Linked DNA regions of Homo sapiens: region 1 is linked to region 2. A link is a contact called in ENCODE Hi-C data. All regions are on one chromosome and are shown on one strand. The core of a region is the stretch at or near the end of the contact, and the rest is flanking DNA. Distances in the headings are between cores, read along the strand shown. Region 1 holds the start of NFE2L1 (NFE2 like bZIP transcription factor 1). Region 2 holds the start of MAP3K14 (mitogen-activated protein kinase kinase kinase 14).

The links. Hi-C counts contacts between places; a loop is a spot of excess contacts on that map. Pooled maps may share reads with other maps.
Region 1: a loop to region 2 is called in a map of gastrocnemius medialis, with 6 times the contacts of the local background. The contact joins the promoter of NFE2L1 here to the promoter of MAP3K14 in region 2. A Hi-C loop is called at or near these places in 1 of 168 maps with a recorded cell type or tissue (gastrocnemius medialis), 1 of 37 single-sample maps with no recorded cell type and 6 of 50 pooled maps.

The regions. Positions count from the first base shown.
Region 1 is chr17:48,047,061-48,053,403 of GRCh38, forward strand. NFE2L1 (NFE2 like bZIP transcription factor 1) reads left to right here and starts at 1,299. Exons shown (of 6, transcript NM_003204.3): 1 at 1,299-1,402; 2 at 3,547-4,568. The coding sequence starts at 4,059. It overlaps NFE2L1-DT (NFE2L1 divergent transcript), which reads right to left and starts at 993. Exons shown (of 2, transcript NR_170231.1): 1 at 565-993. It also overlaps a transcript of COPZ2 not described here. RefSeq lists enhancers at 71-674, 519-708, 675-1,276, 779-1,018, 1,277-1,878 and a silencer at 1,429-1,708.
Region 2 is chr17:45,314,348-45,320,718 of GRCh38, forward strand. It overlaps MAP3K14 (mitogen-activated protein kinase kinase kinase 14), which reads right to left and starts at 2,673. Exons shown (of 16, transcript NM_003954.5): 1 at 2,613-2,673.

The DNA.
Region 1 (6,343 bases), core at 49-2,548, 2.7 Mb after region 2:
TGGTGTACGTTTATTATATGCAGTGAAAGTACTTAATCTGCAAACCACCCCAAATTAAGCCCCTAACTCGCAAGCACAAAATGGACTCGATTATTTACTGAGTTATCAGTTGGCCTTGTCCTTAGTTGTACAGGGACTAATGACTCACCTATAAATAATGGGCTCTTCTAAGAAGACACAGTTGAGTTGACACCTCTTTGTCCTATAGCTGGGAGGAACGCATTGCAAACGCCAACCCAATGATTCCCTAAATGGGGTCTTCGCATCAGCTGCGTTAAAATCACCCCAGCAGGCAGGTTATCCGGCCGCCACTCCAGGGTCATTAAATCAGACTCTCCAGTGGGACCTCGGAATTCGTAGCTTAGCAAGCTCCCCAAGTGATGCTGGGAGTAAACTAACGTTTGAGAGTCACAAACATGTTTTGGCAATATAACCAGATGGGACTGGAGAAATTAAAAAATGAGAAACATCCCTAAAAAAGCAAGACTAAGCTGCGTGGGAGGCCAAACGAGGGGGGTCCTTTGGGCTGTTTCTACCATGACAAAAATCGCCATTACCCCACACCTCTCACACCGCCAACGTTCCGCCAACGTTCCGCCAACGTCCCACCACCCTCATGATATCCGTCCGCGGTACTGCTCCAGCGAAGGTACCCTTGCCTGGGCCATGAGGCGCAACCGTCCCTCACAGCTGGGGTGGCTTCTCCAGGTTCGCACCGAGGGGAAGTTGGGGTACCGGTTTCCGCCGCCAGCACCCAAGATGGCGGCACGAGCGTCGCAACCACAAGAACCACATGCTTCGTGTCCCGCCTCAGCATTCTCGGGTCTCACTAGACTTTTGCAAGTCACTGTGGGAACCCTCAAGGCGAGGGTGTTCCGCACTCTGGCGGCGATACACCTTCCTATTCCCTGACCTAGGCCTTCATTCCCCCGCCACAGAAAGCGCTGGAAGCGCCCAACCTGGATACTTCACCCAACGCCCAAGCCCACTAACATCGCCCGCCGCGAAGGCGCGGCCGAGGGGCCCAGAATGCCAGACACTAGGGCCTTCGCCCTCCTCATTGGTGGGTCCATACCGCGGGGCGGGCCTAGGTACTCATTGGGCCGGGAATTATGTCAGTCTTGGGAAATCAGGTCCGGGGATGAGGAGGTACACTCAGCCATTGGGCCCTCTCTGCTGCCAATCAGAGGGACATCCGTCGACGGCCCCGGCCTCGGCTCGTTGATTGGAGAAACTGTTCCTAGGGTGTTTGCGGCGGGCGGGTTTCCGAGTGCGGTAGCAGGAGGGGGCGGGGAGGTAAGCGGAGGCTCCGAGCTCTAGGCCGGCCGGCGGTGGCGGCGGCGAGGCCGGGACTCGGGCTTAGGGCCTGCTGTGGAGGCAGCGGCGGACGCCGAGCTAAGCAGTGGGTATCGGGCACATTCCTTTCCCAGAAGGGAGGGTTGCAGCGCCGCGGGGCCGAGGCTTATGGGGCGACGGGATGGTGCTGAGGTGCAGGAGGCGGGGGCCGAGCGGGGTTCCCGCCAGAGCCCGGCCCTGGGCCTGACAGGGAGGGGCCCCGCGCGGGGCCGAGAGGAAAGCTGGCTCCGGGGTGGGATGGACTGGGCAGGGTTGAGGGCACGAGAAGGCGTGGTGTGAGGCCTGGACTTGGGAGTGGGGTGGGGCCATCGGGACGGAGGGCGGGGTGGGGTTTGCTGTAAGGGTGGGTCAAGGCCAGGGAAGTAGCACTTGTTCGCTGGCCGCCCCTGGAGGCTAGAAGCTCCGGCGCCGAGAGTGGGCATGGCGACTTGGTCTCAGCCGGACTCGGGTATCCGGGCAGGGTGGGACCAGCCTCAGGCTATGGGCCCTGCACCTACTTGATTTTTAAGGGACTTTGTCCGGTTCCTCGAACTTAATTGGCTCCTGGGAGGTTTTAGTAATAAATTGCGTGAGAACGGGAGGGTAGCGTAAGCAGGAATTCTGGGTCGCAATTGTGTTTACTCTGACCAGAGAGAGGGAGTGTGAGTGTGTGTGTGTGCGCACGTTCGTGTGTGTACGTATAGCTCGCTCTCCCCCTGTAGAATGAAGTTGGTAGATGGGTCACAACGCAGGAGAGGAGAGGCGGTATGTCTTGGTTTGTGACATTAATGGAAGCTCAAAAGTGGAGACCAGAAACAGATTTACTTCCTCTGCACTGGGCAGTCTGGCTAGAGAACGTGGCCATATCCTTCTGCTTTGGCTCAGAAGGTCATATGAATGAAAATAAAACCTGCCTATGCAAATTCTGGACGGAATAGTCCTGCGTAGTAGGGCCCCCACCATCCCTCTCCTTTTTTTCTTTCCTTTTCTTTTCTTTCTTTTTTTTCTTTTTTTGAGACGGAGTTTTGCTCTTGTTGCCCAGGCTGGAGTGCAGTGGCGCGATATCGGCCCACCACAACCTCCGTTTCCTGGGTTCAAGCGATTCTCCTGTCTCAGCCTCCCGAGTAGCTGGGATTACAGGCATGCGCCACCACGCCCGGCTAATTTTTGTATTTTTAGTTGAGATGGGGTTTCTCCATGTTGTTCAGGCTGGTCTCAAACTCCCGACCTCGGGTGATCCGCCCTCCTCGGCCTCCCGAAGTGCTGGGATTACAGGCGTCGGCCCTTTTCCTTTTTTTTCTTTTGTAAGTTGTGAGGATAGGAAAGGGAAATCAGATTTCAAAGTTCAGAAAACAAAAGGCATTCTTCTTCTGGGTGAAGTGGTGGCCTGAACATTGTCCTTTTGTCCTTCCACACTCTCACTGTTTAATAATCTTGCCTTTTTGAACTGAGAAAAGACAACTGTTATGGGTGGTTTTCTCCCGAGGGGTGAAAATCCAGCTTTACTTTTAAGACAGGAAATGGGCTTCTCATGTGAAAATAGAAGCTGGGTAATGCGCCTGTAGTGGGGGAGGAGGGCTGGTAAATAAAACAAAGGTGTAAGATATTTTGGATGACCTGGTTATTGTCTGCTTATTCAAACCAAGCTACATTTTAGGATATTGCACATTTAATATTCAGTAACTGAGATCATTCGTGATCAGTAGCTTTCTTTGATAGTTCTTCTATGATCGGTTGCTATATTTTGGGTTTTTTTTCTGAGAGTGTAAGTAGTCCTTTCTTCCTGTAAAAGTGGCCTTTAGGCCAGGCACAGTGGCTCACGCCTGTGATCCCAGCACTTTGGGGGGCCGAGGCGGGCAGATCACCTGAGGTCAGGAGCTTGAGACCAGCCTGGCCAACATAGTGAAACCCCATCTCTACTAAAAATACAAAAATTAGCAGGGCGTGGTGGCAGGCGCCTGTAATCCCAGATACTTGGGAGGCTGAGGCAGGAGAATCGCTTGAATGCAGAAGGTGGAGGTTGCAGTGAGCACAGATCACGCCACTGCACTCTAGCCTGGGCGACAGAGTGAGACTCTGTCTCAAAAAAAAAAAAAGTGAAAGTGTCCTTTGAATGTGTTTTCTACCTTCTACTGTGAAGGTTTTCCTACCCTGATCATGATGTGAAAAGTATGGAATCTTATCCTGTTGCTTTTGTGATTCCCATTTCAGGTTTCTCTGGAAACCCCCCTGGTAAGTGTGGAGGAGGCGGGACACTCTGACCCAAGACGAAAGGCCTGTAGCTCCAGCCAAAGAAAATAAACCTTAGGAGGGAGAAGGAAAAAAAAAATCCATCAGCTGTTCCTGAGAACAGCCTGCATTGGAATCTACAGAGAGGACAACTAATGTGAGTGAGGAAGTGACTGTATGTGGACTGTGGAGAAAGTAAGTCACGTGGGCCCTTGAGGACCTGGACTGGGTTAGGAACAGTTGTACTTTCAGAGGTGAGGTGTCGAGAAGGGAAAGTGAATGTGGTCTGGAGTGTGTCCTTGGCCTTGGCTCCACAGGGTGTGCTTTCCTCTGGGGCCGTCAGGGAGCTCATCCCTTGTGTTCTGCCAGGGTGGGGTACGGGGTTTGACACTGAGGAGGGTAACCTGCTGGCTGGAGCGGCAGAGCAGTGGCCTTGATTTGTCTTTTGGAAGATTTTAAAAACCAAAAAGCATAAACATTCTGGTCCTTCAGCAATGCTTTCTCTGAAGAAATACTTAACGGAAGGACTTCTCCAGTTCACCATTCTGCTGAGTTTGATTGGGGTACGGGTGGACGTGGATACTTACCTGACCTCACAGCTTCCCCCACTCCGGGAGATCATCCTGGGGCCCAGTTCTGCCTATACTCAGACCCAGTTCCACAACCTGAGGAATACCTTGGATGGCTATGGTATCCACCCCAAGAGCATAGACCTGGACAATTACTTCACTGCCCGGCGGCTCCTCAGTCAGGTGAGGGCCCTGGACAGGTTCCAGGTGCCAACCACTGAGGTAAATGCCTGGCTGGTTCACCGAGACCCAGAGGGGTCTGTCTCTGGCAGTCAGCCCAACTCAGGCCTCGCCCTCGAGAGTTCCAGTGGCCTCCAAGATGTGACAGGCCCAGACAACGGGGTGCGAGAAAGCGAAACGGAGCAGGGATTCGGTGAAGATTTGGAGGATTTGGGGGCTGTAGCCCCCCCAGTCAGTGGAGACTTAACCAAAGAGGTTAGTGGACCTGTGGTGGGTGTGTGGGGCCTGGGGCTTGGGGGTGGGCTGGTCCCAAAGGATTGTGGTCAGAACACTGAGCCCTGTAAAGAGCCAGACAGGTTTCAGCAGGGCCTCAGGCACTGTTCTTGGGTAGGGATGGGCTGAACTTTCTGACTTTAGGATTGGGGGCTGGGAGCATTTCCCTGTGTTGAACCATTGACCTACCTCTAAATGTACTGTCAGGGCAGTGGGAGGTTCCTACACATGCCAGGGTGTTTACTGCTTGGATTTCAGCGTGACTGCTGGAGGCCTGGGGTGGGGGAGGAGTCATGTTGTGATGGGCTTTGATGCAGTGTACATCTGTTGCTAAGACACAAATACTTTTTGGACTCTTGTTTTGTACCTCCCCCCACATCAGAACACAGACATACCCTGAAGTTCTCCTTTGTGGCGAGGCCTGTTGTTGTATTGTCCTGATAATTCAGACCTCCTGGGCCTGAGCCAAAGGGTAGATTTGGATAGTTATTCTTGGCCAGGAGAGGGCCAAGGCTTCCAATCTTTGCAAAAGGCCCACTGCAGGGAGTAGGGAAGAGAAGTCTGGGAGCTAGAAAGAGAAACTGCATTCTGCTGCCCAAGTCAACTTGCTTTGAGCTGTCAGAAGAGATCCTTAGCTCTTGTCACATGGCTGACATACTGTTCTGGGCAGAAAGCGATGCAGTTCTTTGCCTTTCAAGATGTGAATGGCTGCTGCTGCCCCTGCCTCACCAACATAAGATTGCTTTGAGCTCTGGGTTTGTATGGCTCTCGCTTGCCATCCAGCCTTAAGTAGCCGGGAAAGAGGCCCACTGCACTCCCCTGGCCATTAGGGAAGGAGAAAGCCCGATTGGGTTTTTGGAGGTGGCATGTGAAGGAATGTAAAAAGTTTTACAGATGTTACAGAAATGGGCTTCTCTGCCTGCCAGGTCAGACCACGTTTTCCCTCCTTCCCTGCTCTGTAGTCTTTTCCTGAGCTTAGTTCTCTGACTGTTAGTGACTGTCAAAGAGTATGGCTTGTTCTAGGCCAGTGGTCCTCAACTGGGGGTGATTTTGTCCCCGAGGGTGCAGGTGGCAATATCGTGAAACAGTTTTGGTTGTCACATCTTGGGGCGGGGTTGCTACTGGCACCTAGTGGGTAGGGGCCAAGGATGCTGGTTAACATCTTGAATGGCACAGAACACCTTCAAACAACAGATTTGTCTGACCCCAAGTGTCAGTAGTGCAGGGATTGAGACACTCGGCTCTGTGCTCAAATGGCTCATACTGGACCTGCTTTGAGAGAGACTAGGATTATCTGAGCGCAGGAGCCAGGAACATTTCTTACCTTTCAGGGCCTGTTAATTTAGCTTCTTACAGGGCCACTTGGAACTTCACCTCTCTTCTGCTTCCCCTTTCCTTCAAGTGGGCTCTAATCTTGGCACAGTGTTCTGAAGTGTGCTTCCCAGTCTCTGCTCTATGCTCCTCCCCCAGGGTAGCTCCCCCAGGGGTGGGTGTAACTGGGTTTGCTCCTGGAAACCCTGCAGGGTAGCTGCATATCTGTTCCTGCTGGGATGGGATGGGATATTTTGGATATTATTGGGTGGGTTGGGGCCGAATGGGATGGGACTTTGACCCTGCTTTCCTCTGTTTCTTGGCCCTCGTGAAGGTTGTGCTTTTCCTCATCTCAGGCCTTTATAACTCCCTTTGGGAGGTGGGGTGGGTCAGCATTAGGGGCCCAGGCTGGGTATGGGGGAAGGGAGGATTATTATGTGTCTAGA
Region 2 (6,371 bases), core at 1,423-3,922:
CTCAGCCCCATTCTGTTCCCTTACTAGGGAATCCTGGTGTGTGGAGACCAGAGGGGCTGACATCCTTAGAGCTCCCTAAATCCACTGACATGGAATTGTCCCCGGCCCACCAATTTCACACTGGTGCCATCAATAGTGCCCATAATGCTCAGATGTTTCCAGTTTAACTGAAATACTAAAATGGGGCAAACAGGAAGCATCAGACACAACTGTGGTAGTGACTTATTAATCACGAAAGCAGAATTTTAGTTGCATTTTAACCTTTTGCCAGGAAAAAAAAAAAAACAACCTTGAGATGATGGAAGCCATTAGTAGAAGTACGCTGCCTTTATGCGTATTGGGCTGACTTAGACTTTTTACTTAGGACTGACTTTGCTTTTAAGATTTCTGAACTTTCCCCCCAGAAAGAACATCTGTCAAACCAACCAATATGAATCTGTCAGCTCTTCATCGAGGCAGGCAGGCTTGTTAGGAAAGCCCATGTGCTGTCCATTGAGACAGGAAAAAAAATAGGAAGTTAAAAGTGCCTTCACAGGCCAAAGTGATACAACACTGTTCAGAGGGTGCCAACAACGAAGAAAACAACCCTGGATAAAGCTTTCATCTCTTTCACATCTCCGCAGATCTCTCACCAGACCCTAGCCAGGGATGAACTGTTATCAATCACCAAAAAAAAAAAAAAAATCACAACAGTTGCCGAGGGCTGGACAACCAATCAGCGCAAGCCATCTTCTCAGCAGTAAATGATATACACATATTCCAGGCAGATCACAAAGGAGTCAGTGTTCAACAGGAGAACCAAAATGAGGAACCAAACCTTCATCTGTTGAGGCGAAACAGCCCAACCAGACATTTTTGTTTAATAGAGGGAGACTGATTTGGCAGGGTCTCTGTGGTGCCGCTCCCACAAACTCTTAACAGACAATACCAATGACAAAAAACCCCCTTCAGAACTGCTTCTTATAATCAGAAAACACTCAGAAGATGGCCTGAAGCTTGGCAGCGTCTTGCTGTCTGATTTCACAAAGAGCTGGTACACATACCTGGGTACTTATCTCTAAAATTAGAGTCAGAGACGATTACTTTTATTTTGAGATCTTCTGAGAAGTTCTCCACACCCTTCAAAATAAATAAGGATGTCCGAAAGGTGTCTGAAAAATTCAGAGGTCTGGCATCGCTCCAAAGAAACTGATTGATATCACTTAAAAAACACCAAGAGTAAATCCAAACACAACCAAAGTAAGGCAAGCACTTTTTAAGTGTCCTCTCACATTAAGAGCATAAAAACCACACCAAAAACTTCTCCCTCCTTTCTGCATCTCAGTTCTATAATGTGGTCCTGATCTAGGATTCTGGGAAAGACCCATCCTTAGTCCCAGCTATGAGGCATCAGGCAAGATATATACCACCCCCACTCCCTCATACACACCTGCCTCAGGTGCCTCGCCCATAAAACAAGACACTACAATCTGTCTTACCACACAGCCATCTGAAGGAAAACGGAGCTCACAGGTATGAAGACACTAAGCAAAAAACACATCACTAATGTTAAGATACTGTCTCCTTCTAATCTTTCAGAAAGACCATGTTTCTAGTCAAGGGGTTTCCAACATTTTTCTTGGAATAAACTCCAGACTCCTATTTTATATCATGACCTCACTCTAATCATTTAATTTCATGTGCTTTTAAAGTCCTTAATTAAGTCATTGGTGTTCATTGTCTCCAGCGATCAAAAGTAGTTTTACCATTTACTTTGCTGATGTATGTACCTTTTCACCACTTATCCTCTCCCTCATTCATACCTCCAGTCCACCCTTTAGGGCCGAGAGCAACTTTTTAACCTCGACTAGGAAGGAAACACTTTTTCTGAAGCTACCCAGCACTAAGGAGGCTCCCGGGCAGGTGGGAAACGTACGTACAAGTGGCCCCTCTCTGCCTGGTGCCCAGTGGCTGCAAGATGCCAGGGCCACGATGGGTTTCCAAGATGGGAATGTTATATTTGAACCGACAGATAAAGTCCCGAGTTGGAGAGCCCAGAAGAATTACAGAGGAGGACTGGGGTCCGAGGGCGGAGGGAGGATGCTGCGGGCGGCCAGCACTGCCCCGCTGCATGCTGAGGACAGGCTTAGCTCCTGCTCCCCGCCTTGAGGTGTGACCTGAGAACTTCCCATGAAAGGCCGGGAGGGTTTCACGCCAGGGCAGATGCCAGGGCGCACTCCTGCAGGAGACACGTCCGCCCCGCGGCAGGCGAGCTCCATCCTGGGGGCACTGGGGCGCAGAGCAGGCGGGCGGGCCTGGCGGCGGCGCGGGGCACTAGTGAAGGGGAAGCAGGCGGCCCCTGCGCGCGCTCGGAGCCAGCGTGTGGCCAGCAGGAGTGCGCGGCCTGGAGGCCCGGGGCGAGCGCGGCACCGGCAGCGCGTGCGAGGGCGCGCCCGCGGACCGCTGCGAGTGGGTTGGACGGGGTACGTCGGACTGCGCTGGCCTGGCCGCCGACCCCACTGCTCCGGGGCGAGGGGCCAGGCCGCAGCCCAGCCCGGGGCTGAGAGGCGATCCATCCCAGCCGCTCCCTGGTCGCCTCGCACCGGGCCCCAGGGTCCCGCCCCGTCACCTACCGGCCAAGCGCCGATCTCCCCAACCAAGCGAGTGTTGCGCTCCGCTCGCCCGCGATCTCCCGCCGCCGGCCGCCGACCGCTGAGCTCCCGGCCCGTGGTCGCCCCGCCCCGGTCCCGGGCTCCGCCCCCTCGCCTTCTCGGCCGCCCCCGGGGCCACGCCTCCCCCGGAGGCTGTAACTTTGCCTCGCTTCGCGCCTCCTTTCTTTGGCCGCACCGCGACCCGTGGCCCCGCCCACTCCCCTACGCCAACCAATGAGACGGTCGTCCCGGCAAGCCCGTCTTCCCGCTCCCTAGCAACGATTGGTTAACGAGGCCTGGTTTCCAGAAATGGGCACTATTTCCGGACGATGTTTGTAGAAGGGAGATCGCTGGGCGGGCGGACTGACAGAAGGCGGAGGCGACTAGGGTGTTGGTGGAACCACACATGCGCCCTCGGCTTCTGGCAGTCTTACCAGCTGCGTTCTCGAGGTTACGGGAAGGAAGGGCGAGTGTGCGCATGCGTGGGCACTCCCTGCCACTGACTTCGGTTACCTTGGAGACAGCGAGGCGCTCTCCCTCGTGGGTCGCGCGCGTTCCGCTTCCTCTCTGCTGCCAAGCGGTGGCGGCTGAGGCGGGAGGTGGTGGGGGTAGAGACGTTTTTATTGAGCTCTTACCGTGTGCCTGGTCCTGTAGAATCCCTGGAATGAGTAAAGAAGGTTACAGTGCCTGCCCTCGAGAAGCTTGGGGAGCCAAGGGCTTACAGGGGCCCGACCTGTGGGTTGAAACCCAGGTACAAAGAGAGCATGTGGGTGCGTGGCGTGGTACGAGCGCTGAGCAAAGCATCTGCTCTCTGGGTTTGCAGACCACAGAGCCAGCAAGAGGATGAGAGCTTGATGTATGCAAAGAAAGGACCTGGAGTTCAGAATATGCATTGAAGTGTCAACAGTGCTTCTTTCTGAATGGGGGTCGGGGGTGGGGAGTAGGGAAGGTATAGAAACTTTTTCTAACTTTTGCCCCTCTGTATTATCTAGTGTTTCCACACTGAGCTTGTATTTTATTTGTAATAAATTCCAGGCCAGGCACGGTGGCTCACTCCTGTAATCCCAGCGCTTTTGGGAGGCAAAGGCAGGAGGATCGCTTGAGGCCAGGAGTTGGAGAACATCCTGGGCAATATAGCAAGGACCTCGTCCTTGCAAAAAAATAAAAGAATAGCCAGGCGTGGTAGTTTGCACTTGCAGTCCCAGCTAGAGGGGAGGCTGAGAGTCTGAGGTTACAGTGAGCCATGATCGTGCCACTGCACTCCAGCCTGGGTAACAGAGTGAGGCAGTCCTTTAAAAAAAAAATCCAAACTTTTTTTTTTATTGCAAAATAAAAGATGTACTCCTACCCTGGGCATCCCACTTCCATGAAGGGTCCATGGTAGGTGTGGTGAGTGGCTCTAGTCCGGGGATAGGCAGGCCCCACCCAAGGCTGTCTTGAAAAGTAAGGAACACCCCATCTCTGGAAGTGTTTGAGCAAAGACCACCATCTGCTTGAGACTACTTTGCAGACAGTCCGAAGCTGAACTCTTCTTTCTGGATATCTGTGCCAAACAGTCATCTCTGCTGGGGAATAGGGAAGACCATTTATTTAGGCAGTGGTCAAAAACTCACAACCTGAGGGCCTCATTCACTCACCCAGGCCAGAAATATGCTTTGTTTGGCTGGCCCAATATTTTTTTAAATTTGAATTTGAATGCCTTAGAGCAGAGCCTGCGGTTCCTTACAGTTCCCGCCACCCAACCATCTAACCTTATGTCACCTGTCTGGCCCCTGGAGCATTTGAGGTTGTGGCTCCCGTAGAGTCCGTGCTTTAGAGCCAAACAGTCTCTGGCGCCCACCCTGGCTCTGCCACTGACTAGCTGGGAGATGGCAGACAAGAAAGAAGCTGGACTGGTGGCCCCCAAATCTCTTTCCACCCCTAGGGTTTTGCATTTCAGTGACTCAGGGAAAGGCAGAGCTTGGCCAGATGTACAGGTTGGTATCGGCAATCTTGGATGCCCTTATTGCCTCTCCCACCACCTGTTTGCCTCTGGGCACACCACTTCTCAGGAAAGATGTGGGCACACCTCCAGAGTCTGCAGACACTCCCTGGCTTGCCTTTGCCTTCTCTCTCTTTCACTATTCCTTCTTTAAAACACCCAGTGTCTCTGTACTTTGCCCAGGTTCCCTTGACACCTCTGGTCCTGGGTCCCCTGTACACTCCCACCTACCCCATCAAGATGATCTGTCTTTAAGTCCGTCCCTGAACATTAATGTGTATTAATCAGAGACAGTGAACTGTGTTGACTCAAAACTGTAACTCTGGAGAAGGAATGTCACATCAGGTTGCAGGGGAGGAGCAAACCACTAAACACTGGTAAGGAAGATATTCGGGATAAGCAAGGCCTCTCCGTTTCAGCTACTTTTCTGAGGTCTTTCCAAGCCCCACTGTGTGTGGGTGAGGTGAGAAACAATACACCTACCCAGAGTGAGCAGTGTGGTGTCTCTGAGTCTTGAAATGCTTGCACCCTCTGGAAGGAGAGCTTCGGGACGAGATTACTTCCTCCAAGCTTAAGTCAAGACAACCTGGGAAAGCTTCTGGCCTTGAGTCACTTGTGCAGCCTCAGCTCTGCTTTAAATACAAGAAATTGACATTTACAGGATGACTCACACCTGGAGCAGTGAACTAGGTTCTCAGTACTCAAGGGTTCTCACACCCCATCCATTTCAGGTCTGGAAATAGCGTTAAGACTGTGCTATTCCGAAAGAATCGCAGCTTGTTTTCTGATACTTTACAAAAAGTAAGCCAGATAGACTTAGAGTACTTCATGTGCATAACCTCACTGAATGTTCCCTCTAGGCCAGGGTTTCTCAGCCTGGCACTATAGACATTTGGGGTTGGATAATTCATTGTTGGGGGACGGGGCTTGTATTCGCCTGTTTTCACGCTGCTGATAAAGACATAGCTGAGATGGGGTAATTTATAAAGGAAAGAGGTGTAATGGAGTCACAGTTCCATGTGGCTGGGGAGGCCTCACAATCATGGCAGAAGGCAAAAGGCATGTCTTACATGACAGCAGACAAGAGAGAATGATGAGAGCCAAGTGAAGGGGAAACCCTTACAAAAACATCAGATTTCATGAGACTTACGCACTACCATGAGAACAGTATGGGAGAAACTGCTCCAGTGATTCAATTATCTCCCACTGGGTCCCTTGCACAACACGGAATTGTGGGAGCTACAAGATGAGATTTTTTTTTTTTTTTTTTTTTTTTGAGATGGAGTCTCCCTGTGTCACCCAGGCTGGAGTGCAGTGGCGCGACCTCAGCTCACTGCATCCTCCTCCTCTTGGGTTCAAGTGATTCTCGTGCCTCAGCCTCCTGAGTAGCTGGGACTATAGGTGTGCACCACCATGCCCGGCTAATTTTTATATTTTTAGTAGAGATGGGGTTTTGCTACGTCAGCCAGGCAGGTCTTGAACTCAAGTGATCCACCCACCTCAACCTCCCAAAGTGCTGGAATTATAGGCATGAGCCACTGCGCCTGGCCTCAATGTGAGATTTGGGTGGGGCCACAGCCAAACCACATCAGGGCTGTCTTGTGCATTGCAGGATGTTTAAAAGCTTTCCTGGCCTCTGTCTACTACATACCTATAGCACTCCCTCATCCACCCAATGTGACAATAAATGTCTCTGGACATTGCTAGATGTCACCAAGGAAGCAAAATTGCCCCCGGTTGAAAACCCCTACAGTCTGACC